Regions from separate parts of the Mus musculus genome. Here region 1 is linked to region 2. A link is a loop called in an ENCODE intact Hi-C map of the cell type or tissue named here. Cell type or tissue: left cerebral cortex. All regions are shown on one strand. Links, peaks and the distances in the headings refer to the core of each region. The heading gives the core; the rest is flanking DNA.

Region 1 (2,909 bases), core at 158-2,657, 200 kb after region 2:
TTAGATAGCTCACAACCACTCAGGAGTCTCCTGTCTCTACCACCAGCTCACAGCCACTAGGAGTCTCTGCCACCAGCTCACAGCCTTTCAGGAGTTGCCTGTCCCTGCCTCCTGTCTAACTTTCGAGTGCTGAGATGACAGGTACCTACATCTAGCTCTCTTATGTAGGTCCTGGGGAGTAAACTCAAGTCATTAACCTTGTTGTAGCAAATGATTTTACCCACTCAACTGATGGCCCAGTTGCCTTGATGGTCTGTGTGGTTGGTTGGCTGGACTTTTTGTTTCGAGATAGGATCTAAGCTAGATAACTTAGGCTGGCCTTGAACTCATTATATAGCCCAGGCTGGCCTCCAACTCAGTGCTTGCCATACTTCAACCTCCCAGATGCTAGGACTATATGCATGAGCCATCAAGCCTAGCACCGTGCATATTTAAATTGTATGGTTTGTATTATACACTATATAGATTTTAACACATGGTACATTGGGAATGATGTCGATTTTTAAAATACATATATAGTAGGTAATGTCACACACAAATTTTCTTTCATTTAAGGTTACATTACACAATGCATGGTGGCACAAGCAAGTCTTTAATGCCAGCTCTTAGAAGCAGGAGGTAAAAGAATCCAGAGTTCTAAGTCATTCTAACTGCTCAGATAGTTCAAAGCCAGCCTGGGTTGCATTCAAACTTGTCTTTAAAAAAACAAGTGACTCGACATTTGTACAACACAGTGATATTTCAGATGATGTTTGTGAAATTGAGTTAAATTTGAGTGTTGTAAGGATGAGCCTTCATTTATTTGTCCCGACAAGCCAAATCAACTTACTTATGGAACTAACTTAAAGCAGTCTGCTTCTGTAAGTCCAGGCTGTCCTTCAACTTGTGTTTCCACAAGCTCTTGCCTCAACCAAGTGCTGAGATTTAGGTGTGTAAACCATTTGAAATTATTTTTCACTTGGGCTGTGTGGGACAAACAGCCCACAGAGTCTTGTGCTTCAAGGACTTCTTTTAAAAAAAAAAATCATAAGCTACTAGTCTCCAGTTACTCGGCCAGACACCTCCCTCCTCTTGCCTTCAAATTTGCCTCTTTACAAAAGCTGCTTTGCTGGCAGTTCAGTATGAATTTATTTTACAGCATATACAAGGTTTTCTGGTAGCTTGCAGTTCCTGAGAACTGCAACCGAAGGCTCTTAAGCTGAGCGGGGGACACACAGTAGGGCACTCACTACGTTGATTGGCAGTTGAAGTGGCAGTTGGTGTGGAGTCGTCGCTGCCACGGGTACTCTTATCTTTCCTGGCCACACCCCTGGGCCCAGGAGGCAGCTCTGAACAGATGGTGAGTCTCCGGTGCCAGGTGTGCAGCGCGCCCTGCGCTGTGTGAGGCACAGGGCTCTTTGGTCCTTGCCGCACCCCACCCATCCTATGCCCGCGAGCGCCCCCAGCGCAATGTGTGTCTCGGTGCTGTCCGCACGCGCGGTTAGCCGAAGGTGAAAGGCTGGGAAAAAAGGAACCCTAGTGCCAGGCAGAACCCGCCACCGGGCCAGCTGCTCGTGGCGAGCACGTTCCTCCCCTCCTCTGACTCCCATCACTTGGCAGCCACCCCAATCGCCTGCTCGCCCCTCTGCAGCAGCACACACGCCTTCGCACTTGCTCCCCTCCCTATTCTCTTTTCTGACACTTCGTGGCTTACATGGACCACTCTCCAGCGGGATGCCCTTGGTCCCCGCCCGTCTCTTAGCCTTCAAGGTGGCTCTCCTCGTTCCCTAATATTTGGGGAACTCTAGGCGGCTTTTTTTTTTTCCATAATCGTAATCATTTGCTTGCCTCCTGGGACTCCAAACTGTAATTGCTTTTACGTGTCTGTGGTCTCGAGGACAAGGAATCCACTGAGAGATGGTTTGGGGGTGCTGGGCTGGGAAGAGGATGCTCTATTCCGATTCCGAGTACCGTTTGCGGGGTGGGGGCTGCAAGGAGGAAAGTGCGCTCAGCCTTTCCTTTATCCACCCTCCCCCCGTCGCCCTCGGCAAGGGCTTTGGGGCGCCTTCGAGGTCCTCTGTGGACACACAAACACCTCAATCTTCCTGATCAGGCTAGAGCCTGGAGGTGGGGAACTATCTGGTTCCTTCGTTCTGCCCCTGGGAAGAAGCCCTGGCCGCTGTGCGTGCACTGCCCCTCCCGCAGTCACAGTGAGAGCTGAAGCGTGAGTCCCAGACCGATGCAGATGGCACGCTATTTAGTCCAGGAGAGGCTCACAGAGGGTAAGGGGCTGCTGGGCACCCGAGTGCACCCAGGGAACCAAATGGCTGTCGGTTCCGGTCAGTGGCGGAACTGGGCCCCAGCGGCTAGGTCCAGGCTGGAATCGGGGGAGGGGTGCGTAGGGGGAGGGACTGGGCGAGATCCCCCCTCCTGGAGTGGCTGCTCCAGCTGCCACTTGCAAGGAGGCCCGGGAACTGGAATAGGTGGGGGGGGCGGGGGGCGTCACCAGCCCATTCCTGACCGTAAACCTCCTCAGAAGGCAGTGGTGAAACGCCGCTGCGAGCGTCGCCCGAGCCACGTTTACAGTAGGAAAGACTTTCCTCCGAAAAGCACCACCGGAGTCGATTGCAATTTAGCTCCTCCCAGTAAGAGTCACAGAGAGGCAAGGCGAGGCCGGTGCACCGGGAGTCCTAGGCGAGCTTGGGCAGGACCCCTGTTGCTGAGCTCCACGGGGCGGGCGTGCCGGGCTACGGAAACCATTTCTTTTCAGGAGCAGGGTTGGCCTTTGGGACTCCTGTGGTCATGCACCGTGTGTTTCTGCCGCCGCCGAAGCAGAGCGCGCAGCTGGCGGAGAAACCGCATTCTCGCTCCTACCCGCCCGAGGGAGATGACCCGTGACCTCCCGAGTGAGGTTACCAGATCCGAAAGGG
Region 2 (2,909 bases), core at 290-2,789:
GCAGCTGGGACAGCCGAGAACGACTCTTTGTCGACCTTTAATGGATGGGTGACCTTCTCTCCTGTGACTGGACACAGGTCACGGATGGAGCTAGGGAGCAGTCGCCATCCTCAGGGGTCCCTTGTGTTCACAGGGCCACAGGGGAGGGTCATGTCTTTAAACACAGCTTGTGCCACTTCCAGCCTCAGAGCTTGGCATGGAACCACTGAAGATGCTTTGAAAGCCTTACCTTATTTAAGCCTTACCTTATTTATTGCTTTCACGGGCTGGTGTTGTTGCTGCCGGTTTCCCATGTGCAAAGGGAAGGACTTGGGAAAATGCTACTGCCCTCCGAAGTTGCAACTCATGACCCTGGATATCGTTTTGTTTTGTATCTTCAGCAAAGTCCCTTCATTAACAAACTGTGTTTACATGAACTAACTAACCTGTTACCTCCTTTAAAGTCAAGCTTCTCTTTCCATGGCGGGTTTTTTTGTTTTTTGTTTTTTTGTTTTTTTGTTTTTTTTTTTTAATCTGATAGTTTGGTAGCATACTCCCTCCCACATCTAAAAACACACAAGAAAAGCAGCTTCCCTTTCCTTACCAGTGTGAGGTGCTGCACTCTGAAACCAAGGCCTCACACAAGCTAGATGAACTGTCTGCCACCACTGAGCTCTAGCCCCGCCCCCCTCTCTGCTAGTTTTATTCTATTTGAGACAGGGTCTACTTCATAGCCAAGTCTAGCCTGGAACTCCCTGTTGCTCAGCGTGGTCTTGACCTTACAGCAATTCTCCTGCCTCACCACAACCAGATTCCCAAAATGTTTTGAAGTCCAAATCTATTCTTATATGGAGAAAGTGGAATAATAGAGACTTTCTGTGACTTTAGAACTCAGGTTTTGAAATGAGATTGATATACAAAATTAGCTTAATTAGTTTTCTCAATTGCCAAAATGTGTTTTATGAAGCCCCAATGATAGAATGCCACATTGTGCTTCTCATTAAGGAAAAAAATCCTTGATTTTCTTGGAAATAGTTTTCTAGGGTTTTGTTATTGTTGTTGGTGGTGTTTTGTTTTTTTTTTTCCAAGTATTTGCTTATATATGTATGTATGAAGTTCAGAGGGCCTTTGAAGGGGTCAGATTCAGGTCATCTGTGGGTGTGACAGTTACCTTTGCTTGCTGAGCTGTGATGGTGTGTATACGCTTGGCCCAGGGAGTGGCACTATTAGGAGGTGTGGTCTTGTTGGTGTAGGTGTGTCACTGTGGGATTGGGTTTAAGACCCTCATCCTAGCTGCCTGGAAGCCAGTATTCTGCTAGCAGCCTTCAGATGGAGATGTAGAACTCTCAGCTCCTCCTGCACTGTGCCTGCCTGGATGCTGCCATGTTCCTGCCTTGATGATAAGGAACTGAACCGCTGAACCCGTAAGCCAGCCCCAATTAGACATTGTCCTTATAAGAGTTGCCTTGGTCATGGTGTCTGTTCACAGCAGTCAATCCTTAACTAAGATACAGTTCCTGGAAGTAGTTGCCAATCTAGAAAATAAGGTAATAAATAAATTGAAAGTGATTTAAAATGTCCATGTAGCCTTGGCTGTTCCTACATTCTTCTTTCTTTCCTCTGTAATCTCAGATGCCACCAAAAGATACAGTAGGTATTACTGTGAATTTAAACAACCCATGTGTCTTCTCTAGTAACTCATAAGCTATGAAACCATTTTGGATGTCTGGGAGTGGGAAGGGAAGTGCAAGTGAGCATAGTCATGAGTTGAAACAGGCTCCAGGGGATGCTTAGATTAGAAATGCTGAGACACAGGCAAAGAACACATGATAGGAGACAGACGTGGTGGCTTTTCCCCTGCCTTGTCTGTTCTCCCTTTGGTAGTGGGAGACAGTGAGAATGTACATGAACATCTCCCTTTCAGATCGTCAGTATCTGCACCTCTATTCAGCTCAGAGAGGGATGTCCACCATTGCTCAGAGGACTCCATGATACCGGTTCCTATCTGGATATCTCCGCAGAGCAAATAGGAATGGCTCTGTCCTCCTAGAATTCTGATTTCTATAAAGACCTTCGAGAGTACAGTGTGAGGGGAATTAGATCACGGATGAGAGCTCTCAGAAGCAGGATTAGTGCCCTTGTGAAAGAGATCCTTGAGGAGCGTGAGAAATGGCTTGGTGGGGAAAGGTACTTGCTGTGTCAGCCCAAAGCCCCGGGTTCTAATCCCCGGTACCCAAGTAAAATGCTGAGAGAAGCTGCATGAGTGGCCCAAGGAGGGTCCCTGCTTGTTGCTGGCTGTTCATCTAGCTCCAGGCTCAGTGGGAGACTGTCTCAAAGCTGTAAGTTAGAGCATGATTGAGCAGGACACTTTATGTCCTCCTCTGGCCGCTGTGCTCATACATAGGACATACATATGCAAATGTGCACGCCACAGATGCACTCTTGAGGAACACATACCGAAACCCTAGTGAATTCTCTCATGTTTTCTCCTATTAGACAGAAAGTGGCCCTCACCAGATACTGCAACTACTTTGAAATTGAACTTCTCCATCTCCAGAATTTGGAGAGAGAATTCTGTTTATTTCTAAGATGCCCAGTTGGTCCTATTCTGTTACAGCAATTGTGGTGAATGAACTAAGACTCTCACCCCTCCCCCCACATAACTTTCTAAATGACAGGGCTTTCCCTCATTATGATGACGAACTTAATGGTGTCATCCATCATGATGAACCATCCAATGCTTCACCATCATCTTGAAAGAAGAGAAAAGCTAAACATTACAATGAGACCCACCAGCTGAATTCCCCCATCACCACCAAACCCAGGATGTAAATCTGCGTCCCTTCAACTTGTCCTGTTGGTCCACAACTCTCTGTGAACTCTCTCCCCTCTTTGCTGTCTTGGAAACCGCTTCCCCAGCCTTCTAAACC

What was found. Peaks named below come from ENCODE experiments on the same cell type or tissue, not always from the same donor. Only the 100,000 strongest peaks of a DNase experiment are listed, where the experiment ranks them.
Region 1: it touches region 2 in a loop (2.6-fold over the local background); 2 of 42 quality-filtered maps call a loop at or near these places.

Annotation. Positions count from the first base shown.
Region 1 is chr13:28,958,249-28,961,157 of GRCm38, reverse strand. Gm46405 (a long non-coding RNA gene) reads left to right here and starts at 485. Exons shown (of 2, transcript XR_001780882.2): 1 at 485-2,261. It overlaps Gm52067 (a long non-coding RNA gene), which reads right to left and starts at 905. Exons shown (of 2, transcript XR_003950714.1): 1 at 830-905. In left cerebral cortex, for the core only: a CTCF peak has its summit at 1,445; DNase peaks (open chromatin) are centred at 1,451, 2,288 and 2,630; H3K4me3 peaks cover 1,638 bases; H3K27ac peaks cover 1,716 bases.
Region 2 is chr13:29,159,390-29,162,298 of GRCm38, reverse strand. No RefSeq gene overlaps it. Among named protein-coding and RNA genes, the nearest start is that of A330102I10Rik, 140 kb to the right of the region's middle. In left cerebral cortex, for the core only: no CTCF peak of the experiment used is centred there; a DNase peak (open chromatin) is centred at 1,765.